Linked DNA regions of Homo sapiens: regions 2, 3, 4, 5 and 6 are each linked to region 1. A link is a loop called in an ENCODE intact Hi-C map of the cell type or tissue named here. Cell type or tissue: chondrocyte. All regions are shown on one strand.

Region 1 (5,000 bases):
GCTTGTCAGCACAAGTGAGTATTAATTACGAGTCTGTGGCAGATGTTCAGCGGAGATGGGTGGTACTGGAGCCCAGCAAATTTACAGTGAGTGCTTCTGGCCGACGTGGGCAACTCTACCAGCTGACACTGAGCTTTGGTTTTAGCTGGAACGGAGGGAGTGGGGATGTACCTGCCGGCAGCTGTGGCTGCTGGACGTTACAGTGGCTCAGCATGGGGGAGGCGCTGAGGGTGTTGGGGTCCTCATGACACTCAGGAGCCTCATACCCCCTTAGGATGCTTTCTTCCCTTTCCAAACAACCCTCTCCTTGCTTTCTCATCGCTGCCCCTGCGCCTGTTCTTCCCTGCCTCCCGCTCCACCACGTACAGTACATTCCCGAAGTGCCACCGAACTGCCCAACCTGTCAAAAGAATCTCAGTCTTTACCACAAGCTGAGCCCGGGAAATTTCCTCCAGCTGAAAATTGGAGCCGTTGTTCTGAGCGTTGAAGGCGGCCAGGGCAGCTTTCGCGGCGTGCACCACCCTGGTGTCGTTCAGCGGGGCCAGCAGGGGGCAGTCTTGGCACACCTTGCGCACGTCCTCGGCTGAGTCTGCTCGGAGAGAGGAAACCAGGATGTGGGCAGCCATTCTCCCTGGCATGGCCCCAGCTCTGCTGCGTTAGCAAGGGCTAAGGCATTCCCCAGATAGCTTCAGGCACTTTCTCTGCTTCTTACTAAACCTTCAAAAGGCTTTTGCTATGCTGACATTTCTGCAGGAGCTCTTATCATCACGAGGCAATTTTCACTTCCAGTAAGAATAACTTCTTATTTTTTTGAGACAGGGTCTCACTCTGTGTCACTCAGGCTGGAGTGCAGTGGTGCGATCTCGGCCCACTGCCACCTCTGCCTCCCAGGTTCAAGCGATTCTCCTGCCTCAGCCTCCCTAGTAGCTGGGATTACAGGCGAGCACCACCACATTTTTGTATTTTTAGTAGAGATGGGGGTTTCACTATGTTGGCCAGGCTGGTCTCGAACTTCTGACTTCAGGTGATCCACCTGCCTCGGGTGGGTGGATTACAGGCGTGAGCCACCGCACCAGGCCAAGAGTAGCTTCTTAAAACACAATTTTAAAAATCCCAGAACCCAGGAAATTTGGCTTCTCCTTTTCCTCACCGACAAAGCTGCTAGAACTACTTAAGTTGAAAATTATTCAGATCCCTTCCCCACTTTCTCTACAAGGAAAAAATGAGAATAAGAATAGTCATCTGTACCTGGACTGGAATCACATTTTGCGTATACCACGGAAAACTTGCCATCTAGTTTCAACAGCTGGAAATCACAGTCTCCTTCGACAGCCTGGAGAAAGAAACCCACGTGAGGATGGCTGCCCTTCCCCTTCGCACCCCGGGCAGGCTCCCTCCAGGCACGGCTGTCAAAGGTGACCCTTGCAAAATCGCCTTTGCTGGGTAATACTGAAACATGGCACTCTCTGCTTTCAGGGATACAACGATATAGTTAAACGCTTGTAAAAATCAGCCCCAGGGCAAGTGGCATCAAATGGCAATTTTATTTATGATGATGATTATTATTATTATTATTTCGAGATAGAGATTCACTGTTGTTGCCCAGGCTGGAGTGCAATGGCAGGATCTTGGCTCACTGCAACCTCCACCTCCCGGGTTCAAGCGATTCTCCTGCCTCAGCCTCCCGAGGAGCTGGGATTTACAGGTGCCCGTCACCACGTCCAGCTAATTTTTGTATTTTTAGTAGAGATGGGGTTTCACCATACTGGCCAGGCTGGTCTTGAACTCCTGACCTCAGGCGATCCACTTGCCTCAGCCTCCCAAAGTGCTGAGATTATAGGCATGAGCCACTGCGCTCGGCCACAAATGGCAATTTTAGAAACTGCACCCTGGCTAGCCAAGAAGGCAGGCTGAGACGCTGGGTGAATCGGTGGAGCTGGCCGAAGGGCCACCTACAGTCATCCTAAGAAGGGTACTCACATGCTCCTTCAGCTGCCTCACGCTGCATCTTGCCACAGGGGTGGGGTCCAGCACATGGCAGGTGGTTTCCAGGGTGTCTATTTCAATCTCAAACAGCTCTCCGGAGGGCTGCTGTGGAGACAAAGAGTGAAGCCGTGAGCAACCTATTCCCCTGATCCTGTGGTGCGGTCCACGGTATGCGCCCTCATTGGGCTTGAGAGCACCCCGCTTTTGGAGAGGTGAGGGAAATGTCATTCTTACTGTCAGTCTGCAACTCCGTCTAGCTCTGAACTGGCCTGTGGGCAGGACAATGACCAGGGCTTGTCTGGTCTTCGTCTGTTGATTAAGGAAGCACCAGATGATGCTCGCAAAGCAGACGGGGTCCTGGGCTTGAACAAGTCGATGGAGCCACAGCCCTCACTCTGAGCTCTATTTGAAAACTACAAATGGGTGTTAACACTTATTTGTATTTATTATTTATTTAATTTTTTAAGATTTCACTCTTCAAGCAGTGCTTTGGAAAATGCAAGTTTGGATTTTTCTCAGACAAGCTGCAAAATAAGGTGGTGTAGGGTAATATCTTACTGTCTTTTTTTAATCTCCTCTATCCCTCCCTCTCCTTCTTTCTTTCTTCCTTTTCATTATTTGCTTTCCTTCCTTCCTCCGTTTTCTTTTCCCTCCTAGAGGTTTTTGCTGCTGTTGTCCTTGGTTTTTCCTTTGTCTTGGCTTGTGCAGCAGGTGCCGGCATGCAACGATGCTGCTCTCTACTTCCCCCTGCTGGCGATAATGGGGAAGGGCATGTCTCCCTCTGACAGGAAACTGGATGTCACTAGTGTAGACACGAGGGAGCTTGCAACAATCCTTGGAGATATTCTTGTGAGTTCACCTGTTTCTGTATCTTGTCTTCGAAGCCTGAAAAATCCAGAAGGTACAAGTATGCCTTTTCTCCTCTCAGCCCAGCTCTGTTTGCCTCTCATTGGTTCTGCCTGATTCACTAGTACCTGAAGCCTCAGCATCCCCTCCCCTGGGAGAAGCTCCGCATTTTATGATGTCCAGGTGTGCCCAGAGTGACTGCCTGAAAGCGTTCACAGCTCTGGCGAACAGGAACCGGGTACACCTGGGTTTCTCAAGGGAACCAACTCTGAAGCTCTGCCTTTAGTAAAAGTCACAATGCCCATTCATGATTACCTTTTCCCTCAGATGTGCGTGTTGCGTGTTCATTTCCCCTGACTTGATCAGCGTTTCCTCCTAACCACCACTGTGCTTTAATATGGCTGCAGCACTCTTAAAATCCATCCGGAGCAATCCTGATTTCAAATATTTTGTCTCTTTGTGAGACGGATGGCAGTCGTCAGTCGGTCCAGGCTTCCTGTTGTTGACCTTATTTTCCAACCTAGATTGTAAGCTCTTGTGGGCACATATTGTGCCTTTTTCACCACTGTATTAGGTTGAACCATTAAAACGGCCAATATTTGGTTGCTTTTGATATAGAAAAATGGCAGTTTTATATGGTTCAACCTAATATCTCTGGTTCTTGTCCAAGGAAGGCTTGTAATACATATTTGCTGAAAGAATTGTCCTTAATCAGAAATAAATCTAATTTCAAAACAGGCAGTAGGCAGACAGCTTCTTTCCACCTCTCCAAATCTCTTGACTGATCCCCGAGGCATATTTCCAGCTTGATTTTTCTTGTCACTGGCTTCAAGCTGCGTTGGTTTCCTGTCTAGTGTGTGAGGAGGTGAATTGTGTTTATGCCAAGACTTCTCTCTGGGATGTGGGTAACTCTCTTTGGGAGGCAGTTTGTGTAGAAGAAGGAACACAGATATGGAATCAAATCCCAGCCTGAAGACTTAGTAATTATATGATTTTGGACCAAAAAAAAAAAGACAAAAACAAAAAACAAAAAAACTGCACACACACACACAACAGAGCCTTGGTCTCCTCTTGGGTAAGACAAGAACAATATATGTACCACACAGCACCAGGAGGCAGGACCGGGAAAGAGTAAATGAGATAATCTATGTGAATGGGCCTGGCATATAGTAGGCATCTGCCAGATGCTAGTTTTATTCATTCTCAGTCTTTGTTAGAGAGAAACCAAACCAAAGACAGATACGTGATTTTCAGCCAGTGGTAACTTGGCAACTAGGAGCTGGTCTCTTGGGTCCTAGTTTTTCCAGCAAGTTACACTTTCTGTCTGTGATCTGCACACTACCATTTGAAGCACTTTTTCTCCTGCACACCACCTCACACCCCACCCAGCTCCCTCCTGACACCCATGACTGCCATACAGAATGTCTCCTCTCCTGCCCTCTGCCTGCCCCTTCCCTCACTCCTGGGAAGAAATCAGAGAATTTACTCCTCTGTGGTTTCATTTGCACTGGGTGATGGTGATTTTTTGAGGCACCTGATTGAGCTCCATGTACACATTATTTCAGCTCATAGACAGCAGGTCCACTTACCTGAGGCCACACCTTTACTTCATCAATCTGGTTCAAGGTGTGTTTGTATCCCCAAGGAAGGTTTTGATTGATGTAGTCTATAGCCACCAGAGCTGCTTCCTCAGTTTCTGGATCATCGCAGTTCGGTTGTCTATAAATCAGCCCTGGGCCATGTGGGGCTGAGTGGCAGCCCCAGAGCTGAGCAAGACAAAGGAGCAGGACGAGGGACTTCATGGCTGCCCCAGAGAGGCCCTGGCAGGCGTGCAGGTGGTTGGAGGCTTCGGGACCAACCCAGGTGCTCTGCTGGGAAAGGTAGACCCATGGAGGGTGGTGGGCTTTATTTATCTGTTGGAGCCTGCCGGAAGAATTGCATAAGGATACAGGATGATTTCTGCTTTGGTTCAAAAGAAAAAAAAAAACACCCTGCAAACATCAGCCCTGGAAAAGCAAACAGGTTAGGACATCGCTGGTCCCCAAGAAATCTGCCAAAGTCCATGCTGCTGTGGGGGAGATGCTCCAAAGTCTGCTTGGAACATGGTAATAGCAGCAAAGAGAAGACAGCTGAGGGAATGAGGTGGACACAGTCAGCCTCAGAGTGCC
Region 2 (5,000 bases), 210 kb before region 1:
ATAGAATATATATAATATATAGAGATAAGATAAATAGAATATATATAATATATAGAGATAAGATATATATAATAGAATATATAATATGTATAGATAAGATACATATAATAGAATATATATAATATATATAGATAAGATATATATAATAGAATATATGTTTGGTGGAAGGGCTATCTTTTTCACCTCTGTAAACCCACAGCTTCTAGCAGAAGAATTAGAATCAGGCAAAAAGCTTAGAGAACACCCCACCCCTAAGTCAAAAAAATTCTCATTTTGCAGGAATGGAAACTGTGACTCATAATAGCCAGCTAGTCAATGATTATTCCCCCCAGTCCCTGGCGCATCAAGATTTGCTGGTAGGTGGTCATAAGCATCATTTTTTTATTTCTAAAGTGAAGACAATGATATCTACTTTGGAGATTTAGTGGAAGGATTAGCAAAATGTACATCAAGAACAGTGTCTGGCCAAGGCAGGGTGTCTCACGCTTGTAATCCCAGCACTTTGGGAGGCTGAGATGGGTGGATCACCTGAGGTTAGGAGTTCGAGACCAGCCTGGCCAACATGGTGAAACCCTGTCTGCACTAAAAAAAAATACAAAAATTAGCTTGGCATGGTGGCGGGCACCTATAAACCTAGCTACTTGGGAGGCTGAGACAGGAGAATCGCTTGGACCTGGGAGGTAGAGGTTGCAGTGTGTCGAGATTGTGCCATTGCACTCCAGCCTGGGGGATAGAGCGAGACTCCATCTCAAAAAAAAAAAAAAAGAACAGTGTCTAGTACACCATAGAAACTCAATAAATAACATTTGCTAGTAATACGAGTAATAACCAGCCAGATGTGTTGGCTCACACCTGTAATCCCAACACTTTGGGAGGTCAAGGCAAGAGGATCTCTTGAGCCCAGGAGTTTGAGACCAGCCTGGGCAACATAGGGAGACCCCGTCTCTAAAAAAAACTTTAAAAATTAGCCGGGTGTGGTGGCCTGTGCTGTAATCCCAGCACATTGGGAGGCCGAGGCAGGAGGATTGCTTGAGTCTGGGAGGTCAAGGCTGCAGTGAGCCGAAATCATGTCATCGCGCTCAGCCTGGGCGACAGAGCAAGACCCTGTTTCAAAAAAAGAGTAACAGCCTCAGAATAGCACCAGTCACTTCAGGTATGCTACTGTTACTAACTTTTCAGGGAGTTTTGGCTGCAGATGTCTTCATCCTAGGCAATGGAAATCATCATAAATACCTAGATAATGTCCATAGAAATCAAAACAAAGCAAACATGCATACATACACCAGCAAAAAACAAATTCAAGCACACAGGCCTTAACAAATACCTTGGTTACATCAACTTTTTTGTTTGTTTGTTTTTGAGACGAAGTCTCACTGTGTCAACAGGCTGGAGTGCAGTGGCATGATCTCAGCTCACAGCAACCTCTGCCTCCCAGGTTCAAGTGATTCTCTTGCCTCAGCCTCCCAAGTAGCTGGGACTACAGGCACACACCACCATGCCCAGCTAATTTTTGTATTTTTAGTGGAGACGGGGTTTTACCATGTTGACCAGGATAGTCTCAATCTCTTGACCTTGTGATCCGCCTGCCTCAGCCTCTGAAAGTGCTGGGATTACAGGCTTGAGCCACCATGCCCGGATACATCAACATTTTAAGTGAGTGTACATTTTTGAAAAATGAATGGAATGATCTTACTCACCCACTGATTTTGCTCAGTATTTTGGGAAAGATATAATCCTCAGAGACTCTGGGCTTCTCCCAGTCTATGTGCCAAAATAAACGTAAAGAGTATGTGTAGAAATGGATAATATAAACGGGAAAGGGAGGGGCAGGAAAATTTATGATAATAAGAGCTCAAGAACGTTCTCTCTTTCCTCTGCAGATCTTTGAAATTCATAGTTTATAAATATAAATGTTTTGGGAAATTTAGTTTTACTGCTTAGTGTTTAGAATACTGTGTGGTTTTTCTTTACAAAGTGAATCTATTAACGAGCAAATTTAGTAGATAATTTAAATTATGCTAATCAGAAAACACAGCCTGGTGCTGCGGCTCATGCCTGTAATCCCAGTGACCAGGAAGGTTGAAGTGGGAGGATGGCTTCAGCCCAGGAGCTCCAGGCTGTTGAGCTATGATCACACTGCTTGCACTCCAGCCTAGGTAACAGAGCAAGACCCCAACTTTAAAAAACAAAAAACAAAAGAACACACTTTTTTGTAAATTAAAGATGGAAGTATTTTGGTCTAAATTTGTCTTTTCCCTTCCACTAGATGGCAGAATGGAGCCACTCTAGATAGTGCTACCAAGTTGGCAGCTCTTCCAACATTTTAAATGGTCAAACTGTATTTTTGTTTTGGTTCCCTCTCTCGTTTAATGAAAAAGAAAGGTAAACATTGCATATGCAAATTTCAGGACCATTTCACTTTGACTGAAAAAGCTGGAGCTGCCTTAAAGAAACTTCTTGGGCCAGGCGCCGTGGCTCACGCCTGTAATCCCAGCACTTTGGGAGGCCGAGGTGGGCGGATCACGAGGTCAGGAGATCGAGGCCATCCTGGCTAACACGGTGAAACCCCGTCTCTACTAAAAATACAAAAAATTAGCCAGGCGTGATGGTGGGCGCCTGTAGTCCCAGCTACTTGGGAGGCTGAGGCAGGAGAATGGCGTGAACCCATGAGGCGGAGGTTGCAGTGAGCCGAGATTGGGCCACTGCACTCTAGCCTGGGTGACAGAGCGAGACTCCGTCTCAAAAAATAAAAAAAAGTAAAAATACAGAAAAGAAACTTCTTGGCCGGGCGTGGTGGCTCACGCCTGTAATCCCAGCACTTTGGGAAGCCGAGGTGGGCAGATCAGGGGGTCAGGAGATCGAGACCATCCTGGCTAACACAGGGAAACCCCGTCTCTACTAAAAAAATACCAAAAATTAGCCGGGCGTGGTGGTGGGCACCTGTAGTCTCAGCTGCTTGGGAGGCTGAGGCAGGAGAATGGTGTGAACCCGGGAGGCGGAGCTTGCAGTGAGCCGAGATCTCACCACTGCACTCCAGCCTGGGCGACAGAGCGAGACTCCGTCTCGAGAAAAAAAAAAAAGAAAGAAAGAAAGAAAAAAAGAAACTTCTTATTCACTGTCTGAGGGGCTGAGTTCGGGCTTTATCCTTTAGAGAAAACTTGGCCAGTACCATTGTCCTAACATTAGTGAAACTTTACTCTGAGCCAGGTGCTGTGCTTCTCCCATCTCATTTACTCTTCATACGGAGACTAGAAGGTGTCACCTCCATTTTTTAAAACAAAAGATTAAATATTTGGCCAGGCGCAGTGGTTCACACCTGTAATCCCAACCCTTTGGGAGGCCAAGGCAGGCAGATAGCTTGAGGCCAGGAGTTCAAGACCAGCCTAGGCAACATGGCAAAACCCCATCTCTACAAAAAATTAGCCAGGCATAGTGGCACACACCCGTGGCCCCAGCTACTCAGGAGGTTGAGGTGAGAGGACCACCTGAGCCTGGGAGGCAGACGTTGCAGTGAGCGGAAATCATGCCACTGCACTCCACCTTGGGTGACAGAGAAAGACCCTGTCTCTAAATAAATAAATAAATAGTATTTAAGGCACTGAAATAAGGTAACTTATCCAAAAGGACAAAGCTGGTCTTTCTTGAACCTGGATCTGCAGGGTATCAAGCACTTCACCACCATGCTACTGCTGCTGCCTCGTGAGTGGTGAACTGCATGGCTAATTTCTGCCTAATCTGCCCCACTAGCAAACTAGGTCTCATGAAAGGAGGAGTCTCAAGATTAATCTAGGTTACTGGGCTACATCCGGACCTTTTGCAAAGTTTTGCTCTGTGAACCAGAGTTTAAACTTGTACATTTAGACTGGTGTATCTCTGAAGTGTGTATTTCTTTTCCAAACCAATGTAGGGCCAAAAGGAATCAGAGTTGCTAATAATCACTGAGAGAGAATTAGTATCTTTCTTTTTTTGTTTTGTCTTGTTTTTGAGATGGAGTATTGCTCTGTCACCAGGCTGGAGTGCAGTGGTGCTATCTCGGCTCACTGAAACCTCCGCTTCCCGGGTTCAAGCGATTCCCCTGCCTCGGCCTCCCGAGTAGCTGGGACTACAGGTGCGCACCACCATGCCTGGCTAAGTTCTTGTATTTTAGTAGAGATGGGGTTTCATCATGTTGGCCAGGATGGTCTCGATCTCCTGACCTCGTGATCTGCCTGCCTTGGCCTCCCAAAGTGCTGGGATTACAGGTATGAGCTACCGTGCCCAGCCAAGTATCTTTCTTATAAAAATAAAAAATACCAGCTGGGCGTGGTGGCTCGCACCTGTAATCCCAGCACTTTGGGAGGCTGAGGCAGGCAGATCACTTGAGCTCAGGAGTTTTAGACCAGCCTAGGCAACATGGCAAAACCCTGTCTTTACTAAAAATACAGAATTTAGCTGGGCATGGTGTAATCCCAGCTGCTTGGGTGGCTGAGGCAGGAGAGTCACTTGAACCTGAGAGGCAGAGGCTGCAGTGAGCCAAGATCGTGCCACTGCACTCCAGCCTGGGTGACAGAGTGAGCCCTTTCTCAAAAAGAAAAAAAACTTAAATTAAAAAAAAATTAAAAATACCTTGTAGTAAGCTTAGAAAATCAGTAATCTGCATGAACTCTCAAAATGTTTTGCTGAGGCAGGAGGATTGCATGAGCTCAGGAGTTCAAGGCTGCAAGGCCCTATGATTGTATCACTGCACTCCAGCCTGGGCAACAGAGTAAGACCCTGTCTCTAAAATGTGTGTGTGCCTGTGTGCGTGTGTAGTGTCTACCCAAGCCAGCAATTTTTGCATGTTTCACACAGAGACTTATTTCAGGCTGAAAGGAAAAAAAAAAATCAGCACTCAAATGAAAAACAATTTTAACTTATTTTATATATACACCTATTTGAGTAAGCAAGTATTAAAGGAACTAGGCCACCACACACATAAAATGCTGTTACCACGTATTTACATATATATATTTGCTCTTCTT
Region 3 (5,000 bases), 550 kb before region 1:
GACTGTCAAAAACCAAAGATCTGGGCTAAAAAGGGCTTCAGAAAGCCATTTGATTTCAGTTCCAGCTGAAGTGTGAATTTCTTGTACGGCACAAAATTAGTTATCTATTGCTACATAAAAAGTTGTCCTAAAACTTGGCTTAATTCACCCAAAGCAGTTATTATCTCAAAGTTTCTGTGGGTCAGGAATTAACACATGGCTTAACTGAGTCAGTTGTGCTCAGGGTCTCTCATCGGGATGCAGTTAAGATGTTGACCAGGGTCATAATGACCTGAGAGTTTGACTGGAGTCGGAAGATCCATTTCTAAAACAGCTCACTTGCATTGTTGGCTGTTGTTAAGAGGCCTCAGGTTTCTAATCTCATGGGCTTCTTCAAAAAGCTGCTAGAGCGTCCTCCTGACATGAAGACTGGTTTTTCCAGAGGCAATAATCTAAATACCAGGGAGGTAGAAACCACAATGTCTTTTATAACCTAGTACCAGAAGTAACACTGTCATTTCTGCAGTATCTTATTGGTTACATAGTTAATGCTATTCACTAAACAAGGTATGAACACCAGGAGGCAAGGATCCCTGGGTGCCATCTGGGAGTCTGGCACACTCACCCACAGGCCTCCCACTGTTGCTTGAATGCTTACAGTAATGGAACCTCATTCCACAAGGCAGCCTACCTTACCATTAGCCGCTCTGATGGAAATTACTCTCTTGCTTTGGGTTGTGATATGGTTTGCTTGTGTCCCCACCCAAATCTCACCTCGAATTGTAATAATCCCCATGTGTCAAGGGTGAGGCAAGGTGGAGATAATTGAATCGTGGAGGTGGTTTCCCGCATATTATTCTCAAGTAAATGAATAAGTCTCATGAGGTCTGATGGTTTTATAAATGGGAGTTTCCCTGCACGTGCTTTCTTGCCTGCTGCCATGTAAGATGTGCCATTGCTTCTCGTTTGCTTTCCGCCATGATTGTGAGGCCTCCCTAGCCATGTGGAACAGTGAGTCTATTAAACCTCTTTCCTTTAGAAATTACCCAGTCTTGGGTATGTCTTTATTAGCAGTGTGAGAACAGACTAATACAGGTTGTAAATATTATCCCGCCTTTTTAATTCTTCTCTGTATCGGGAGGCTGAGAAAACAATGCTAATCCTTCTGTGAAAAAAAAAAATAGTCCTTCAGATATCTGAAGATGGTAATTCTGTACCTTCTAGTCATCCTACTTCCACATCCTACTCCACCCCATTCTCCAGTTCCTTCACTTCTTTTTGTCTATGTGAGGAGCTTTAAGACAAGACTCCTTATCCCAAAATATTTATTTAAGAATAGGTGAGGGCACATGTCCCCTCCCCAGCTTTTCCTTCACCTGCTGTCCAGCCATTGTGTCAGTGTCCTCACCTCTCCTAAGCAGGTCATCTACCCTGGGGGAGTGCCTACATGCCATCTCATCAGCTACCAGAGCTCAATTTTCAACCAGGAGTTTCATCCTTCTTTAAAAAGGTCAACTGAATCCCATACAAATTTTATGTGGTAACAAGAGAAGGAAAAGAGAGCCCTGGCCCAGTAGGGCTTCTCATCAACTTCATGACCCACACTAACTCCAGTGATCACTAACCTAAGACACAAAGGTCTAAGCAATAAAGAACTCTGTCTTGGGGCAGTCTATATTCTAGGGTGATGGGAATATTTCTGTCTGCAATAATTTTCTATTTTACCATCCTATTTCCCTTTTTGTCACCTAGATTCATTTTTCTGCCCAGCAGTCAGAATGACAGCTTTGAAATATAATTTAAATCATACTGCTCCCCTGCTCAATTCTCCAATGGATTCACATCACTTTCAGAGTAATATCCAATTTTCTCATCATACATACAAGGTCTACCTATCTTTCCATCTCATCTCTTGCCACTTCAGCCTCCCTCACTCTGCTGTTACCATACTGACTTTCTTGCTGTTCTTCAAACATACCAGACTCTTTCCACCTCAACACTTTTGCCCTTGCAGTTTCTTTTACCTACACTCTTCCCTGGACCTTCCCATGTCTTGCTGTTACTTCATTCACAGTTCTGCATGTCACCCTCTGAGTGGTTTCCATAAATCACCCTATTACCCTCTATTTATTTACCATTAGTTCATTTTCATGTTAGTACTTATCACTAACTAGCATTATATTGCAGTAGTTGTTTGCCTATTTGCTTATTGTATTTCTTCAGTTTTGTTTTCTAATGCCAAGAACGGTGTCTGGCACTCAGTAACATCAGGTAAATAAAAGAATGAAACATCCATTAAAATGAATTTTCCTAGCCTGCTTTCTGAGTAGCGCTTGGTATCTGAGTTAGTGATATTATAAAATACATCTTTTTTGGTACCTGAGTACCTGCTAACTGTATCTTGGTAAATCTGTTCCATGCCAAATTTCTTTCTGTTCTGATGATTCAAACCTTAGCAGTCAGACAGAGCTGAACTTGGTCCTGGTAATAAAAGCCTTTCCCTTAGGAGAGCTCTTTGCAACTGAGAGATGTGGTCTCCTAACCCCCGAGGTGTAATTTGAGCAATCAGGCCAGGTGAAACCCGAGCTGGTAAGGAATAAGAAAGGATACAAATGATGATGTTGTTATGGCTGTTCTAAGACACAAGGGGGCAGCAAATCCAGCTCTTTATTTATTTAACGTGGTAAGAATTTTTTTTTTTTTTTCTCAACTTTTATTTTAGATTCATGGGAGATATGTGCAGGTTTGTTACCTGGGTATACTGTTTGATGCTGAGGTTTGGAGTACAAATGATCCCATCATTCAGGTACTGAGCATAGTACCCAATAATTATTCAACCCTTGCCGCTGTCCCTCCCTCCCCGCTCTAGTAGTCCCCACTGGCTATTGTTTCAGCTCTTATTTTTAAAGGTAAAACAGGAATTTTGACAACTATCATTAGTTATCAAAACTGATGGAGATGTTCAACAGATTAGATAAATCTATGGAGATTCAATCGATTAGATAAATCTCAGTATGTCCACACAATGAGTTTCTTCTGGAGGAATGCAGTAATAATTTTAGCTAAAATTTAAACCTTGGCCTAAGTTATAAAAGGACTGATAGGTCAAGGAGTGAGGGCTTAACTGTTACCAGGGAGACAGCCCGTGTGTCCTGTAGGGCCACTGGGAACTTCGTGAGGAGGTGAGCCGCAGGAGAACACGCTTTCTGAGCAGGAAGTGGGGCTTCTGTGGAAATCAGGATTGTCAGACGCTTAATCCTAATTGCCACCCCCTTGGGCCTACACACTGGGGCAGGGAACTTACCAAGTTGTCCATGTCAAAACGTACTTTGGAGCCCTCACTCTTAGCTCTTTTTCCACCCAAACTTTATAAAAACACCAAAAAGTTCAAAAATATTGAGTAATCATCTGTAATACCCCGAACAACAAGGAATAGTGTCATGAATGGACCAGAAACTTAAAAACATTTTTTTCAGGAAACGATCCAGATGGGAAAAGATTGCACAAAGTCTTGACCGACTAGTCACATGTGAAAAGAGGGCCTGAAAGAAAAGTAAATGAATAAACCCCTTCCCAGAACCTGAGAAAACCATCAGAATAGAGCAGAAAGGCTCAGGGTGAGGGCAGGGGTGGGCAGCTGAGGGGATCTGACTGAAGGAAGATGGGATAGAAAGTTGTCCCATTCCAGCAGGTATAGCTAAAAATAAAAATAAAAAAAATAGAAAGTCATGGAAAGCAACAATGTAATCATTGTAAACATAGTTATGAAACAATGTTAGGTTACTATATAATTATTGAGTGATAAAGTATGCTGCAAAAAAATCAATAATCTATATAACTTAATGCTAGACAAGCTTTATTGAGCAACTGCTATGTACGAGCACCATGCTAAGTGCTTGATATGCATTATCTCATTTAATCTTAATATAATTACCTACATGGTAAATTCCATGGTTATAGCCACTTAAAGGATAAAGAAACAAACTCAAAGAGAACTTGACCAAACCCACACAGCACGAAAATGCTACGTAGGCTGGTCTGACTCTGAAGCCCACGCTTTTAATGACTATAGGCAAGCCACACCTTGGCATCTTACTCTGACATCACCATATTCTCGCTGCAGCCCATTGCGACTAAACAAGCCACAACCTCGCCCAGGACTCCTACCTTCCAAGCACCTACAGATTTCTACCTTCAAGTTATGAGCCCAGAAATTCCCTTGGTACTTCATCCCTACTTCATACTACACACCTATTAATTTCATTCTTTCTTTCTTTTTTTAAGAGGGGGTCTCACTCTGTTGCCCAGGTTAGAGTGCAGCGGCATGATCATGGCTGACTGCAGCATCAACCTCCTGGATTCAGGCAACCCTCCCACCTCAGCCTCCCAAGAAGCTGGGACCACAGGTGTGCACCACCATGCCTGCTAATATTTTTTATTATTTTTATAGTGACAAAATACAAAATATTCCCTATGTGGCCCAGGCTGGTCTTGAATTTCTGGGCTCAAGTGGTCCTTCCATTTTAGCCTCTCCAAATGCTGGGATTACAGGCATGAGCCACTGTGCCCGGCCTATTAATTTCATGGATCAGAATTTTCCTACCCAGCAAAGCCTAGGATCTACTGACCAGCTTTAACAAAACCTCCAAGAGACCTCCACTGCTTCTCTCCCCATCTCTAACTGTTAAAGCAAATCCAACTTTCAGGGGCTAGCTCAAAAGCCATCTTTTCCCGGAAGCTTTCCTGATTCTCCCAGAAACAATTTTTCTCTCTCAACTCTGACTCCAGGAGTCACTTGTGGCTTTCCCTTATAGCCTTCATTCATCTAGATAGAGGTGCAGCATCACACAATCCTAGCAGCATGCACAGAGCCTATCAGAGAAAGCACTGGCTATAGGTTCGGGCTCAGCCATAGGTAGATTACTCATATGGTCCCAGAATTTGCCACTGTGCCCATCCTGATGGGCTCACATTAGCAATCATAATTTTTCTGGCTTAATGGATACCTAACCCAAGAAGCA
Region 4 (5,000 bases), 1.1 Mb before region 1:
TATGTTCCTCAATGAAAACATATAGGCACAGGGAGGGAAACATCACACACTGGGGCCTGTCGGGAGCTGGGGGCTAGGGGAGGGATAGCATTAGGAGAAATACCTAATGTAGATGATAGGTTGGTGGGTGCAGCAAACCACCATGGCACATGTATACCCATATAACAAAGCTGCTCATTCTGCATATGTATCCCAGAACTTAAAGTATACTAAAAAACTGATGTTCCTATGGATTCTGCATATCTTGAGAAGGGGCATGTTCAGAATGGCAAATTGTCCATTCACGGCAGTACAAGGTGGACAGCCATGTTGAGCTGGTGGCCCATGGAGAGGCTCTCTCAGGGTTCTCGTGTGTCTCCCATTTGTTCTGTGGAACTTCAGTGCCTCCTTCCATCTGGACAGAGCTGTCCTTTGATGTCACCAGTAGGAGTCACCTCTAGCGGTGTAATTAGTTTGCCAAGGCTGCTGAAACAAAGTACCACCAGCTGAAATGGCTTAAACCATAGAATGTTATTGCCTCATGGTTCTGAAGGCTGGAAGTCCGAGATCAAGGTGTTGGCACTGTTGGTTTCTTTTGAGGGCTGTAAGGAAGAATCTGTTCCAGCCTTCTCTCCTACCTTCTGGTCATTTCCTGGCAATCTGGCACTCTTTGGCTGGTAGAAGCATCACCTCAATCTTTTCATCTTCACATGGTGTTTCTGTGTTTGTGTCTCTGTATCCAAAGTTCTTCCCTTTTTATGAGGTCATCACTTGTGTTAGATTAAGGCCCACTCTAATGATCTCAACTTAACTAATTATATCTGCAACGACCCTATTTCCAAATAAGGTCACATTCTAAGGTACTAGAAGTTAGGACTTCAACGTATGAATTTTGTGGGGACATGATACAATTCAACAGAGGCTGTTCATGGGAAGAAAGATGAAGAAAAATGCTCTCAGAAAAGGCACCACCCTAGCTTCTCGTTTTCACTTTCTTCTCGCTGTCAAAGACTCAGGGAATTGAGATTTGGAGAGCCTTCTCATTGCCAGTAGGCTTTACACTCACGGTCTCAATTACCCTCACGACAACTCACTGAAGTGGGTTTGTCTTCCCTCTTTACAGATGAGGTGAATGGGGAACAAGAAGGTCATGGCACTCAGCTAAGATCAGGCAATACGTCTCTTTTTTCTTCTCTAGCTAGTTTTGTCTTTTATGTCACTGGTGGGTCTCTGTCCAAAAGAGCACGACAGGACAAAATAATTGTGCTCTGTGAACGACACACTTTGATCATGCAGATGGGAGAAAGCTGTAGATCTAGGTAGGTCTTTAAGAAATAGGAATCACCAAGAACTTACATACCAGGCCATCATGGGCTTGACAAAAACCTCAACAAGAACTGGAGACTATTATAGTTAATCATGTCTTGAATTATCATGGAGTATTTGAGCTTACCCCACTGATGGTCTCATCCAGCAGTTCTGTACCATAGGAAGATTTCAGACATTCTGCTTCTTGCTCTCCAGATGATTCTGACTTAGAACCAGTGGTGAGAATTCTGATCGAATCCAACTCTATCATAAAGGAAAGGAAGCCAAGTGACATTAAGCAAAGAAATTCTATAAGGACTAGGACACAGCTCCCCCAAGGCCTATGCCAGTATTAGTTCCTCGGAAATAATACTACCATGATTTCCTATTTCCAGAAACCTCAGTGCTGCCACTAAATGGTTACCTTCTTCATATACATTCATGTATCTGATTACTTCTTTGACAGAACCCTGGCGGGGGGAACCTTATATCAATGAACAGGAATTATAAAGAGGAAGAACTCAGCTTGATAGAATAAAGGATTTCCTGTGTCTAAAGATGGAACGGGCTTTGGGTGAGCATCTGAACTCATCACTGAAGGTGATTTAAGCTTAAGATGTGTGGTGAGTTGGCAGCAATCTTGGCTTGCAGGGAGGGTTGGATTAAATGACTCTAAGGTCCCTTTCAAACTTGAGATTACACAAGATCCTACCCCATTTAGAAACTGATTTTAATCATGGCGAGGGATTCAGAGTAAGTGTTTCCTCCTAGGAGTCTCAGGACAGCAGGGCCATGGAAGTCTGGGGGCCATTTGCGGAGGGTTGTAACCTGTAACCTGTAACCTGTAACCTGAATTGCCCTGCACTCCAGGGACCAAGTTGTGTCTTTCTTTGTTTTTTGTTTGTTTGTGTTTTTTTTTTCCTAACGTACAGAGGCTTACAGTTTCATACATATCATTTTCTAATAGTGAGGCTATAATCTATCTCCCATCATTTCTACCTGGTGCACCCTATTCTTCAGTCACATGGAGAAGCTCACCATTTCCCAAACCTGTGAGGCTTCAGTGTCTTTGCAAACACCAAGACCCCTGCCTAGCAAGTCTCTTTTCTCCATTTACCCTCCCTTCAGTCCCTCTCTTCTTCCAGCCTGTGAATTTCTTCAGCCTGAACAACTGTGAGCGTCTGTACAGGTTTGTTGAGTGACGGAGCAAAGGAGTGAGTGCATGATTAAGGGTTCCTACTGGTCCCTGCTTTCTCTGAGGCTGTTCTACTGGTGCATTCTAGCAAATAGCCACAAGGTGGCAGGGTAGACCAAGCAGTGAAGGCTGTAGGTGCCACTTTTTCTGGCTCCAGGGAAGCAGGAAGGTATAAATGGGGCCAGTGCTATTTTTTGAGTTGGTCTCCTATGGCTTTGTACCTATTCTCTTTCTAAATCCTCTTCGTCATCTCAGCAGAGCCATTTAACAGAACTGACTGAGGGGCTCTGGCCCCCAAATCTTTCTTTCGGAGATCTACTTGAATGTGTGTAAAGTTCCACTCTGAATCATTCCTTTGGGGATCAGGAATTTCCAGCTCTTCTCGAAAAGGTAAGGGGTTATATCTCAATTCTTGGGCAAAAGAGGCCAATTCCTAGTAGAACTGTGGAGAGAGGCAGGGGTTTATGATATGACACTAATCTAGTGTCTAGTATAACAAACTTTACAAATCACAAAAGCCTTTCATCTCCAAGGGTTCACTTAATCCTCACCACAATCTCGCCAGTTAAGGAAGCAAGATATCCCATTTGGCAAGTGACAAAACTGAGGTTCGGAGAGGAGAGCCTAAGAACACCTGGCTAGCGGGTGAGGGCCGAGAACAGACCATTTGCCTTCTGACTTGCTGTCAGACACTCAGCTAGCACAGGCAGTAACTTTGTGTGTCAGTGGTTGAATTAACAAAAAGGTACACCTATCTTTGTGAGGCAGGAGAATAGGGTCTGGAGACAGAGAACCTAAGGCCAATTTGCACTGGTTTCCTAGAACTGAATAAAAAGGAAAACCCCATCTCTCCACACCCAAGTAACAAAAGGATCCGAGGCTACTCCCTTTGCAACTTGCTCCCCCCACCCCTCCTGCTTTTCTGCCTTGCAAATTAAAAATGAAAGTACCTCTGATTGGTCCCCTCCTGCAACCAATCAGACTGATTGTAGGCCTAGTCTTCACTTGCATAGGGTGTAACTTTGTAACTTCATGTTAGCCTCTGATTGGTCACCTTCCATGTCCAATCAGATTGGTTGTGAGCCACTACTTCATTTACATAGGGTGTGAACCAAGTAATCAATGGGAAGCCTCTAGAGGGTATCTAAAGCCCAGAAGATTCTGTAACCAGCGTTCTTGGGGTGCTTGCTCAAGCCCACTGCCAGTCTGTGGAGTATACTTTCGTTTCAATAAATCTATGCTCTCTTTGCTTTATTCTTTCATAGCTTTGTTTGTGCATTTTGTCCAATTCTTTGTTCAAAATGCCAAGAACCTGGACACCTTCCACTGGTAACATTTGTGTACCCTTGAGCACAGCTTTTTCAACTCACAACAGTGTAAGGAGAAAATTTAGGCTTTTAGGGTTGGTATTCTCTTAGGGTCAAAATTGTAAATTCTGGGAGTAGACAGAGAGGAAGCCACTGGGACATGCCATGGCGCCCACCACCTGCATCACAGTGTAGGCCCGTGTCCCTGGACGGCTGGTGCCTAGGCTGTGGGCTGGGTACATCTCAATCTCCTCCCTGCTCCCCTTCAGTGCTGAGGGCCTGAGGAGGTGCCCCTTAAGCACTGGTCTCCTGATTACACTCAATGACTCTGGGTGGTTTTGGGTGGGAGACAGCATCAAATCCCTGCTGTCCTGGGCCCTGCCACAGTGAGACCCAGAGCAAACAGCTTTCGCCTTGATTGAAGACCAGGCTCTGCTGTTGACCAGCTACTGGCCTTGGTCAGGAAACTTACCGTCCCTCAGCCCCAGCTTCTGATTGCAAATGCAAAGACTGTATAGGATAATCTTCAGGACCCCTTTTGGAAACAGTGACAAGGACTTTTCTGGTCAAAGTAACTGAGTGATGGAGGTAGGAGATTGCTCTCACTAGGGGTGTTCTGGGAATATAAACCATTCGTTGAGACCGCAGAGTTCTAATTCCTCGGGTCCAGCCCTTTCTCATCTATTGTTCCCAAGTTTTCCTGCATCCAGGAGACGAACATGCATGGACTCAGGACTTAGAGTTTTCTTATTCATGCCTCCTGATATTTTCACAATTCAAAAGGGGCTAACAAAAAGACACTAGTTATCAGAAATTCTAAGCCATTTTTCAGCTCACAAGGGGCTCAAAGTTCCTCTACATGTAACAATATGGAACTTTGCTGAGACACACTTTGTCTTTTTAAAAATAGTATCTATTGTTCTGAATTTAATTTCAAAGTTAAAATATGTTAAATATACATAAAAACTTGAAAAACAGCTATGACAAAACATAATAAATAACATTTATTAGACATTCACCATATACTAGGAGCATTTAAAAGTTTTTTAAATTTTTAAATAATTATGGACTCACAAAAAGTTACAAAAAATAGTGCAGAGAGGTCCTGTGTACCCTTCTGCAAGTTTCCCTCAATGGTAAGGTCTTACCTAACGATAGCACAATATCCAAGCCAGGAAGTTGACTCAGTGGGTATAATCCACAGACCTTAT
Region 5 (5,000 bases), 630 kb after region 1:
CGTGAGCCACTGCGCCCAGCCACAAGTTACATTTGACTGTCAATGTGTTTCTATTTAAATGTATTTGTATTGCCTTTAGGTGGGTCGCACGGTCTCCTGTCGGTACAGTCGCCACCACTCCCTTCTGTGCTACATCTGGCTTGTTTCCTTCATCTACCAGCCCGGCTCTTGGAAACCTTTGGGTTTGATCCCCCAAGACCTCCTGAGGGCTCTCTCGATTTCCACGCAGGGCTTCCACACTCAGCCCCGTGACCCCTGTCTTGCCCCCCGTTAGCCACGCAGATCCACGGCCTTGCCGGTAGCCTGAGGACACCGTGGCTCCGCATTCTCTTTCTGCACATGCGCGAATGTTGAGCCCGCCCTCCGCCAAGCACTGCCTTGTCCTCACCCCAGTGTTAGTTTCGTTATTCTCTTGTGTGTGCATCTGGGAGACAGGATTAACAAGCAATATCCTATGGAAAGTTGTGGTTTCACAGCATATGGGTAGATGGGTTTCACCAACTTTTAGAGTTGATCTTTATACAGTGTTGCACATTAGCATTTATACATTGTTTCTAAGGAGAATATGTCCAAATTCCAAACAACTGAATTCTGAATGAATCTGATGACCGAATCCTTTTATAACTTGAGAACTCTGCCCTTGTGTGGTCTTGATGGGACTTCAGAGCTGCAAGCGTCCCTTGGTTGGGAGGGAGGATCGAAGTTCTAGTGTGTGGTGAAAAGCTCATGGACTTTGGAAACATACAGACTTAGATTTAAATCCTGACTCCTAATAACTGTGACTTTGAGCACGTTACCTAAACTCTGTGAAGTATGTTTCTTTATCTATAAAATGAGAAGATAATCTTTCTTAGAGTGTCGATATAAGATTCAATGAAAGTGTATACCTTCATCTCTTAGAGTGGCTAGGACGTAGTAAACACTCATAAATAATTATTATATTTGTTATAAGGAAGACAGGACAATCGATAAATAATATTTGTTAAATTTTTAAAATAACTCTTGCTTATGTAAAAGTTCAACATAAAAGTAACAATTTTTTTTTTTTTTTTTGAGACTGAATCTTGTTCTATCGCCCAGGCTGGAGTGCAGTGGCGCAATCTCGGCTCACTGCAACCTATGCCATCCAGGCTCAAGCGATTCTCGTGCCTCAGCCTCCCTAGTAGCTGGGACTACAGGCACGCATTGCCACACCCGGCTAATTTTTGTATTTTTAGTAGAGATGGGGTTTCACCATGTTGGCAAGGCTGGTCTCGAGCTCCTGACCTCAAGTGATCCGCCCGCCTCAGCCTCCCAAAGTGCTGTGATTACAGGCATGAGCCACTGCACCCGGCCAAAACTAACAATTTTTATTATGGAAAACTAGGGGAAAGAAGAAACTTAAAATAAGGAAAATAGAAATCAACCAAAATTTTACTTCAATGAAAACATTTATTAACATTTTGGCATATTTTTCCTTCCAATGTTTTACTATGTATATGTAGTTTACACAATTGGGATTAGGCTAGATATAATGCTGGATATAATCCAATATTTTTCACTTAAAACATAATTTTTCTCAGTAAAAATTCGTCACAAATGCTAGTTCTAAAGAATTTACAGTTTAAAGGAATTTTTAAACTTCAATAATTTAATTATCCATTTCTTAAATGCTGAACATTTTGCTTACTTCTATATTTTTGCTCTCATGAAAAAATACTTTCATATAAAATCCTCAAAATTATATTTTTATCTATATTTGTGTTTATTTACTTAAGATGGTTTCTTAGGAGTTTTGCCAAGTAAAGGGTGTGTACATTTTTAATCCTCTTGCAACACTCAGCGGGGCAGCCCGTCAGAAATGCTATAGCAGCCAAGGTGCAGTGGCTCGCGTCTGTAGTCCCAGCACTTTGGGAGGACGAGGCAGGCGGATCATGAAGTCAGGAGTTCAAGACCAGCCTGGCCACCATGGTGAAACCCCGTCTCTACTAAAAATACAAAAATTAGCCAGACGTGGTGGCGGGGCGCCTGTAATCCCAGCTACTCAGGAAGCTGAGGCAGGAGAATCACTTGAACCGGGAGGCGGAGGTTGCAGTGAGCCGAGATCGCGCCACTGCACTCCAGCCTGGGTGACAGAGCAAGACTCTATCTCAAAAAAAAAAGAAAAGAAAGAGAGAGAAAGAGAAGAAAGAAAGAGAGAGAGAGAGAGAAGAAAGAAAGAAAGAAAAAAAAGAGAGAGAGGGAGGGAGGAAGGAAGGAAGGAAGGAAGGAAGGAAGGAAGGAAGGAAGGAAGGAAGGAAGGAAGGAGAAAGAAATGCTATAGCAACTTCTACTCGAGATGGTTTAAAATTCATGTTATTGCCTTCCTGCTCACTCCTATGAGGAGTCCAAGTCAGGACTACATTGCCAGAGTGTTCTGCTCTGTTACTTGGGAGAATGGACAGTGCCTGAGGGCCGTTCAATACGCACTTCCTAACAGTGCCCCAGTTTCCTTTTAGTGAATTGTCTCTGCCCCTTGTGTAGTCTTGATGGGATTTCAGAGTTGCAAAGGTCCCTTGGGTTGGGGAGAGGATGACAAGCAGTGTGGCCAGCGGAGAAGCCAGCAGCAGGAGCACCAGCATCCAGCAAGGCTCGGCCCCGGCTGCCAGGCGGAGAAAGGGCAGGCCCTGTGCTCTGCACTCCTGGAGCAGGGTCTGAGACCCCTCTATGCAGAAGGCTCACCCTTAGCCTGAGGGCCTTCCTCTGCATGGGGCGAGCCAGTGCTGGAGTCTTTGGATAATCCCTTGGTCCTCCCTTTCCTTCCCTTAATCTCAAATCCGGCACGGAGAAGGCACTTCACCCCAGAGAAGGTGACCAGCGCATGTCTGTCGAAATGGCCACGGAGGGTAACCGACAAGGCTTTAAGATGCGCCGTATAACTATCTCCTTTGGCTTTATTCCCCAAAAAAGCCCGGGGAAAAAATCACCTGGGATGAGGCTGGAGCGATCCTTTCTTATGCTGGACTCATACTGCCATCTAGTGGTGGGAGAAGGAAGCTGGGAAGGGACGGGACACCGGGCAGCGGGCGGTTAGAGCAAGATGAACCTGCAGTCCAGGAGGCCAAGGTCAGGCGACACTGGGAACCGCCCAGGGGGCACTTCAGAATTTTGGGAGGCATATGAAGGAGGCAAGGGGAGGAATTATGCTCAACAATAATTATAGCTGTTTTTTTGCCGGGCGCCGTGGCTCATGCCTGTAATTCCAACACTTTGGGAAGCCGAGGAGGGCAGATCACCTAAGGTCAGTAGTTCGAGACCAGCCTGACCAACATGGAGAAACCCTGTCTCCACCAAAAATACAAAATTAGCTGGGCGTGGCAGCGCGCGCCTGCAATCCCAGCTATTCGGGAGGCTGAGACAAGAGAGAATCGCTTGAACCCGGGAGGCGGAGGTTGCAGTGAGCCAAGATTGCACCATTGCACTCCAGCCTGGACAACAAGAGCCTCTGTCTCAAAAAAAAAAAAAAAAAAAAAAAAAAAAGAGAGAGAGAGAGAGAGAGAAGAGAGAATAATTACAGCTGTTTCTTGAGCACTTACTACCTGGCAAAGACTATACAAAGTGCCTCTCATGCTTTCAATCTTTCAGTCCCCCCAGCAGTCCCCAGTGAGGATGGGGAGACCAAGCCTAGAAATCAAGTAACTTGACCAAGTTCACACAACTTGTCAGTGGCAGAGGCAATCAAATCCAGGATTATCTGACTTTGTAGCTTGAATTTCTAGGGTCATTTCTGGAATCACGGAGAGAGATCTTCTGCATCCTTTCTATTCCATCGCCCACACCCCCAACCCTAATCTACTCCTGGACAACAAAGGGTGCTCTTGTTCACTGAGATGCACGGCCCTATTTCCACCTTCTGTGCCTCTCTTGGGTCCCCAAGTCTCTACCTGAACAACTGCAAAGGGAATCCTTTCCCTCCTTTGGCCTGGAGACTGTTGGGCAGGACTGGGAGAGGATAGTGGGTGGAATCTTTTGTCCACTGTCAACAAATATTAAAATGTCTCAGACTAGTTGGAAGTTATTTTCCCTTCTTTGTTATGTGAGATTGAGGTCCCTAAAGTGCACAGTCTCATTTCAGATCAGCCACTGCAAAGTTTGGTTCTAAATCCTGGAAGGACTTCTCATGCTTTCCAGGAACAATTGTTGGGACTGATCCATGACAGCCCTGGCCTGTCTCAGTCTTCTTTTTTTTCTTTTCTTTCTTCCTTTTTTTTTTTTAAGAGATGAGGAAGTCCGGGCATCGTGGCTCATGCCTGTAATCCCAACACTTTGGGAGGCTGAGGCAGGCAGATAGCTTGAGGCCAGAAGTTTGGGACCATCACTTGAGGCCAGAAGTTTGAGACCAGACAGCTAAGCCCTGTCTCTACAAAAATACAAAAAGAATTAGCCGGGCATGGTACTATGTGCCTGTAGTCCCAGCTACTCAGGAGGTGGAGGCAGGAGGATCACTTGAGCTCAGAAGTTTTAGGCTGCAGTGAGCCATGATTGCACTACTGCACTCCAGCCTGGGTGACAGTGTGAGACCCTGTCTCAAAAAAAAAAAAAAAGAGAGAGAGACAAGGAAGGTCTCACTCTGTCTAGAATGCAGTGGCATGATCACAGGTCACTGAAGCCTCAAATTTCTGAGCTCAAGAGATCCTCCTGCCTCAACTTCCCAAGTAGCTGGGACTACAGGCACACACTACTATGCCTGGTTAAGTTTTGTTATTTTTTTTAGAAACTGGGTCTTGCTATGTTGCCCAGTCTGGTCTCAAATTCCTGGCCTCAAGCAATCCTCCCACCTTGGCCTCCCAAAGCGCTGGGATTGCAGGTGTGAGTCACCATGCCCAGCCATCCCGGTCTTAAAGAACCAACCTGCCATCCCAGCAAACACACAAAAAGTCCAGGGACCCTTGGGCCTATAGTCACTCTCCACATGGGGGACCCTGAGGTTATTTAGGGAACAGCAGTCGTTCTTCCTGTCTGGCCCACCCAGATGAGTAATA
Region 6 (5,000 bases), 360 kb after region 1:
TTGAAGCTACAGCATCATTGTCCCATCGCTGATCCTGACCTCAAACCCTCATTTCCGTTAACACTACTTAAAGGCCATTCAAACTGGAGACACTTAGCTACTTAGCCCCTCCGAAAATTCAGCCAGTGGAAAAACACCTGACTGCCTGCCCTCCTGCTTCTCATCTGCCTCTCCGAAGCTGTCTTGGCTTCAACTCTCATCTCACGCCCCCTATTGGATGAAGCAGAGCTAATTTCTTTTTCTTTTACCTTTCAAGTATAAGATCATCCCCACCCCGGGTACCCACCCCCTGCTGGTCTTGGTGAACCCCAAGAGTGGAGGGAGACAAGGAGAAAGGTACGTTCTCTTCTGTTTCAAAGTGGAGCAACTAGGGCGACACGACTCAGGCCCTTCCTCCCCTTGGCAGGAACACAGCAGGCTGTGGAGACAGGCAGACTCAAATCCCAGCACTGCCACCTGCCACTTTATGACCTGGCCCAAGTGACTTAATGTCCCCGGGCCTCGGTTTCTCCCTCTGTAAAATGGAGATAATTATCATTCCTCCTCTCACAGGTGAGAACAGACACGGTGCTTAGCCCACAGCCTGCCACGTGAGCCATTATTAAGACCACTAGAGTTAGACCACGCTCTGAGATGCCTGTGCCTTTCTAGCCTCTCAGATCTCTTGATTTAAGAGATGATGGGCAGCCCGTTGATTAGGACCTGCTGGGCTACCGTCACCCGTGAGAAGCCAGTGCATCCACCTCATCAGTTTGCTGAAATGCCCAGTTCAGCGGAGGCTAGAAATTGCTGAACAGCACAGGTGGACAGGGAGAATGGTTAAAGCAGCTCTGCCTCCCAATTCCGGGATCATTAACAGATGGCACCGTGATCTGGAATCCAGGTTAAAAAATAATAATTAGTAGAGTTAAAGCAAGAACTATGAGGACCCCCACCCCTGTCCAAGGGGCAGGACACCCCTCCTGAACTGACCTGACAATTCCAAGCTGGAGCCAGGAAAGCAGGCCTGGGTGCAGTCACGGCCTCTCAGCGCCCTCCCTCCCCCACAGCCCAACACCACCTCCTGCGTTTCCTCCTGATCCCAGGACTGCAGGGGGCCTCTCCCTGGGGAGGAGGGGGTCCTGTGATGCTTTTGTACAGTCTGCAGAGGGCAGAATCACACTGCCTAGACCATACAGAACATTTGGGAGAAGGTCTCTGTGGAGGATAAAGCTTTAGAATGAAAGTTCTGTTCTCTGGGTTTCTCTGCCCTGTCCTCTTTGTAAGGGGCGATGCTTCTGGGCTTAGGAGCTGGAGTCTAGGTTGGTAGTTCAGCCTTGAACCGGGAGTGATAACACGGGTGATGCCAGGTGGAACCTGGACGCCAGGGTCAGCAGGCAGTGCCCTCCCCTCCGGGGTTTAAATGAACCCTCATCCCTGCCACCAGTGGGCTCCAGAGGTGTTTGCCCTAATGTGACTTCTCACGATGACATATTCCTTCTCTGTCTCTCTCTCTCCCTCCTTTTCTTTTTTTTTCCATAGAATTCTTCGGAAATTCCACTATCTGCTCAACCCCAAACAAGTTTTCAACCTGGACAATGGGGGGCCTACTCCAGGGTATGGAGATCACAATCTTTACCTCTTATTTCTCCCCCTCCCTTTTAAACTCCAATGAAGATGCCTCTTTTGTCACCTTTTTTTTCTTTCGTCTCTCAACTTGTTCCTTCCTGCCATTTTACTCCCTTTCTCTGCTTTTTCTCACGTCTGACTCTGACTCCTGGAGATACTCAGGATGCCCAGGAAGGCTAACTCTGTTTGAGAAGTGGCCTCCTGTAGCTTGTCCTAGAAAAAGTTATTTTATAAGAGGGGGAAAACTGCACACACCTTTCATTTGATTGACAGGAGGAACAGGCTGGTAAATTATTTTAACTTATTTGCAAGGCTCTGTTAGCTGGTGTCTTCATACTGAATCATCAGAGAAGAGAAAGTTTTCTTATCATTGTCAGTCAGCAGTTTGGAAATCTAGACAGTGACTCAGAGTTCTGCCTTGGTGTTCCGTTGTGGGGTCATTTTAGGATCAAGACAATTACTTGTTCAATGGAATCACTTTTGTTTTCTAAATCATTCGATTTTGAGGTTGTTTTGCTCCTCCTGCCACTTACTCATTGGCTATTCTCTTCTCGTTAGCATGGGGTTGTAAAGAGGCCTGGTGGGAGGCGTGGTCCCTGTGTCTGCGGCTAATGGTGAGCTGCAGGTCTCTGTGATGCGGCCCCTACAGCACCTGGGCTAGAAGGCCAGGAAAGCCTGGGCTTCCTCCCAGTCCGGGCCGGTGCTCGAGAGCCCTCTACTGGCCGGCCCCGGGCCCGGGGCTGTCTGCATACTCTGGGCTGGGCTTGCCCAGCACGCAGCCATTTGCCCAACCTCCAAACCAGGATTTCTGCTCCGGGTTCAGCTAGACCCCTCAGAGAGGTTGGAGTAAGGACTCTGAAAAGAGAATTTGACCCTGTCTTTGGTTGGCTGACACCAAAGCTATTGTTTATGGCAGCGGTAGTACAAGGCCCAGTTAAAAAGAGAAAGAAACATAAGTGCGGATTCAGTACACCTGCCATGATTTACCTGTAAAAGTAATTTCAGAACAGAGCCCACCTCTGTACACCACTGCAGTTGCCATCACAGTCACCGTGATTGCCATCACTGCTGAACAGTACAGCCTTGTGACGGAGCAGCCCCCCACAGACACCTTTACCAGCCCACTGTCAAAACTGGCAGACAGTCCTCCAGCTTCACCTCGTGTATTCTAAATTGTTTTCATCTGAGACGACGAGCCAGGTGGCTACTTCCCGGGCTGATACGCCCTGAGGGTCTCTCATGCGCATGTCACTCTCTAATCAGACAAGCTGCCTAGCTGGAGGGAGCGTCTGTTCAGAATTCACTTCCCGTCGGAGAGTCCCGTCGGAGAGCAGAGTTCTGCAAGAGAAGGAATGTTAATTTGCCTACACATGCATCAGTGATTCTGAAAGCTCCAGGGCTCTTCTCAGACCACCAGGCTGGGCAGATTGGAAATATTGACCTTAGGCTTCCCAAGTTCCACCCCCAAGGTGTCCGCAGGGCACATTCATTCTAAAGCAGAGGTTCTTAACTTTTTTGTGCCAGGAACCCCCTTGGCAGTCTGGTGAAGCATAGAAACCCCCTCTTGGAATATTTCTTAATGCATAAATTTAATAATAAAAGGTGACCAGGGAAACCATATCAAAAAACAGTTATTAAAACAGTAAAACAAATTAGTGATATGAGAATATATGAGCTTCACCAATACGTCAAATAGGAAGACCCAGAAGTGGGTCTAATAACTACCGTAAATTCCAAGCAGTGATGAGCATGGCAGTGGTATGAGGCATCTGTCACAACCATAATGAAACACTAACATGGCTGTGATTTTGACCGCTGACAAAGTCATGGGTATGGTTCCAACCTCTGTGGTCTGTTGCCTACATGCTGAATTGAAGGAAATACTACTAATTTCAGTTTGAGCTTAGGGAAAATAAGAATGTATTATTTTCTCCTCCAAGTTAATGGCCCTCTGAATCCAATCCATAGAACCCTTGGAGGTTGGTGGACCCCAGGTATAAGCACCCTGCTCTCCAGGGTTAAGGCTCCTGAGAAGAGAAGGGCATCACTCCACTCACTGTGGCCCACAGGAGAGTGAAGAGAAGATCCAGCAAATTCGGTGCATCTTGCTTACCAGGGCGGGTGTCAGGACAGAGCAGGCAGGAGAGCCCGAGAGGAGTGAAAACACTGGGGGCTATTTGTATTGACGCCAAAACTCTGGACTCCTCTGCGTAACTAGTACAGAATTTCTAGAAAACCATTTTCCATTTGTGTCGAATGTTGAGTCAGATTATCCTTGCACAAGGATGGCCCCCTTGGCCTTGGCTCCATATTCAAGGCACTGCATAGTAACTTCTGGTTTCAGAACATTGAGTGACCCTTTCAACCACAAAAGGAATCGAGGTCTTAACATACTCCTGGGGAACAGGGCAGACTCTGACTCAACATGTATCAATGTCAGCTGCAACCTAGTAACAAGCCCATTTTGGCCTTTCTTCTTCTTCCCAGGTTGAACTTTTTCCGTGATACTCCAGACTTCCGTGTTTTGGCCTGTGGTGGAGATGGGACAGTTGGCTGGATTTTGGATTGCATTGGTAAGCATGGGCTGAGAGGGCGTTTGCTGCTTATTTATAGTAAGCGTATTTACAATCAGCAGAAGGCAATAAAAAAGAAAGAGACATGGAGCCATGTCTGTTCATCCTTGTATCTTCCCCTGGACCAACACTTGACTAAATATTTGCTTTGGGTGGAAAAAAAAAAAAAAAAGAAATAAGACAATCGAATGATTCCCTCCAATACGGAGGTAACAGTTTAGTTTCAGGCCTTTCCTGTAAAGCAGATCTGTCATGGCTGGGGTTTGGGCAGTGGCAGGACAGGCCAGATTTGGGGGGTGGGAGGACAGGAGTGGAATTCTGGGCAGACCCTTTGGGGTTGGTAAAGGCCAGAGAACTAAGCATAGATCATAGCCTGGGACAAATCACCTTGAGATGAACACCCGGAGCCTGAGTCCAGAAAGTGCATCTAGAAAGTACAGATCAGTGCAAGCAAAGAAGGACCACACTGAGCTGTGTCCAGTAGAGTACATCTAGATAAAAAGGCCCAGGCCAGAAGGCTGGTAGCCTGAGTTCTACCCAGCTCTACCTGGATCTGTGGGTCCTCGGACACATCAGCCCCAGTAAGTGATGGAAACTGACTGAAATTCTGGGATGGAAGCAGAGTCAAGATCTAACCCTACAGAACCCAGACAAACACTGCAAAGTGTAATATAAGGACAAGAAAGCGGCCGGGGGAGCACTGGGGAGGACAGTCATCAAAGTCAGAGACTGGGCCCTGAGCGATGAGCCCTGGGCTTTCCATTCTTCATCCCAAAAATGCTGCCTGTGCTCCATGATGTGTCAAGCTCTCCCCAAGGC

What was found. Hi-C counts contacts between places; a loop is a spot of excess contacts. Peaks named below come from ENCODE experiments on the same cell type or tissue, not always from the same donor. Only the 100,000 strongest peaks of a DNase experiment are listed, where the experiment ranks them.
Region 2: a loop joins it to region 1, with 10 times the contacts of the local background. A loop is called at or near these places in 93 of 110 quality-filtered maps.
Region 3: a loop joins it to region 1, with 2.9 times the contacts of the local background. A loop is called at or near these places in 30 of 110 quality-filtered maps.
Region 4: it touches region 1 in a loop (12-fold over the local background); 10 of 110 quality-filtered maps call a loop at or near these places.
Region 5: a loop joins it to region 1, with 7 times the contacts of the local background. A loop is called at or near these places in 45 of 110 quality-filtered maps.
Region 6: it touches region 1 in a loop (4-fold over the local background); 18 of 110 quality-filtered maps call a loop at or near these places.

Annotation. Positions count from the first base shown.
Region 1 is chr3:186,612,776-186,617,775 of GRCh38, reverse strand. It overlaps AHSG (alpha 2-HS glycoprotein), which reads right to left and starts at 4,716. Exons shown (of 7, transcript NM_001622.4): 1 at 4,422-4,716; 2 at 1,981-2,091; 3 at 1,249-1,333; 4 at 426-589. The coding sequence starts at 4,634. In chondrocyte, CTCF peaks have their summits at 321, 546 (motif pointing right) and 2,740 (motif pointing left); a DNase peak (open chromatin) is centred at 595.
Region 2 is chr3:186,818,901-186,823,900 of GRCh38, reverse strand. LINC02043 (long intergenic non-protein coding RNA 2043) reads left to right here. Exons shown (of 4, transcript NR_125409.1): 3 at 280-356. Among named protein-coding and RNA genes, the nearest start is that of LINC02043, 4.1 kb to the left of the region's middle. In chondrocyte, CTCF peaks have their summits at 2,039 and 2,247 (motif pointing right); no DNase peak of the experiment used is centred here.
Region 3 is chr3:187,162,881-187,167,880 of GRCh38, reverse strand. No RefSeq gene overlaps it. Among named protein-coding and RNA genes, the nearest start is that of RPL39L, 26 kb to the right of the region's middle. In chondrocyte, CTCF peaks have their summits at 2,415 and 2,620 (motif pointing right); no DNase peak of the experiment used is centred here.
Region 4 is chr3:187,712,173-187,717,172 of GRCh38, reverse strand. It overlaps LOC100131635 (hCG1645011-like), which reads right to left. Exons shown (of 3, transcript NR_034062.1): 2 at 1,433-1,551. It also overlaps a transcript of RTP2 not described here. Among named protein-coding and RNA genes, the nearest start is that of RTP2, 12 kb to the right of the region's middle. In chondrocyte, a CTCF peak has its summit at 2,585 (motif pointing right); no DNase peak of the experiment used is centred here.
Region 5 is chr3:185,981,696-185,986,695 of GRCh38, reverse strand. No RefSeq gene overlaps it. Among named protein-coding and RNA genes, the nearest start is that of TRA2B, 46 kb to the right of the region's middle. RefSeq lists an enhancer at 2,631-3,152. In chondrocyte, CTCF peaks have their summits at 2,754, 2,992 (motif pointing left), 4,712 and 4,912; no DNase peak of the experiment used is centred here.
Region 6 is chr3:186,257,035-186,262,034 of GRCh38, reverse strand. DGKG (diacylglycerol kinase gamma) reads left to right here. Exons shown (of 25, transcript NM_001346.3): 15 at 257-336; 16 at 1,522-1,596; 17 at 4,096-4,181. Among named protein-coding and RNA genes, the nearest start is that of DGKG, 100 kb to the left of the region's middle. In chondrocyte, CTCF peaks have their summits at 5, 207 (motif pointing left) and 2,327 (motif pointing left); no DNase peak of the experiment used is centred here.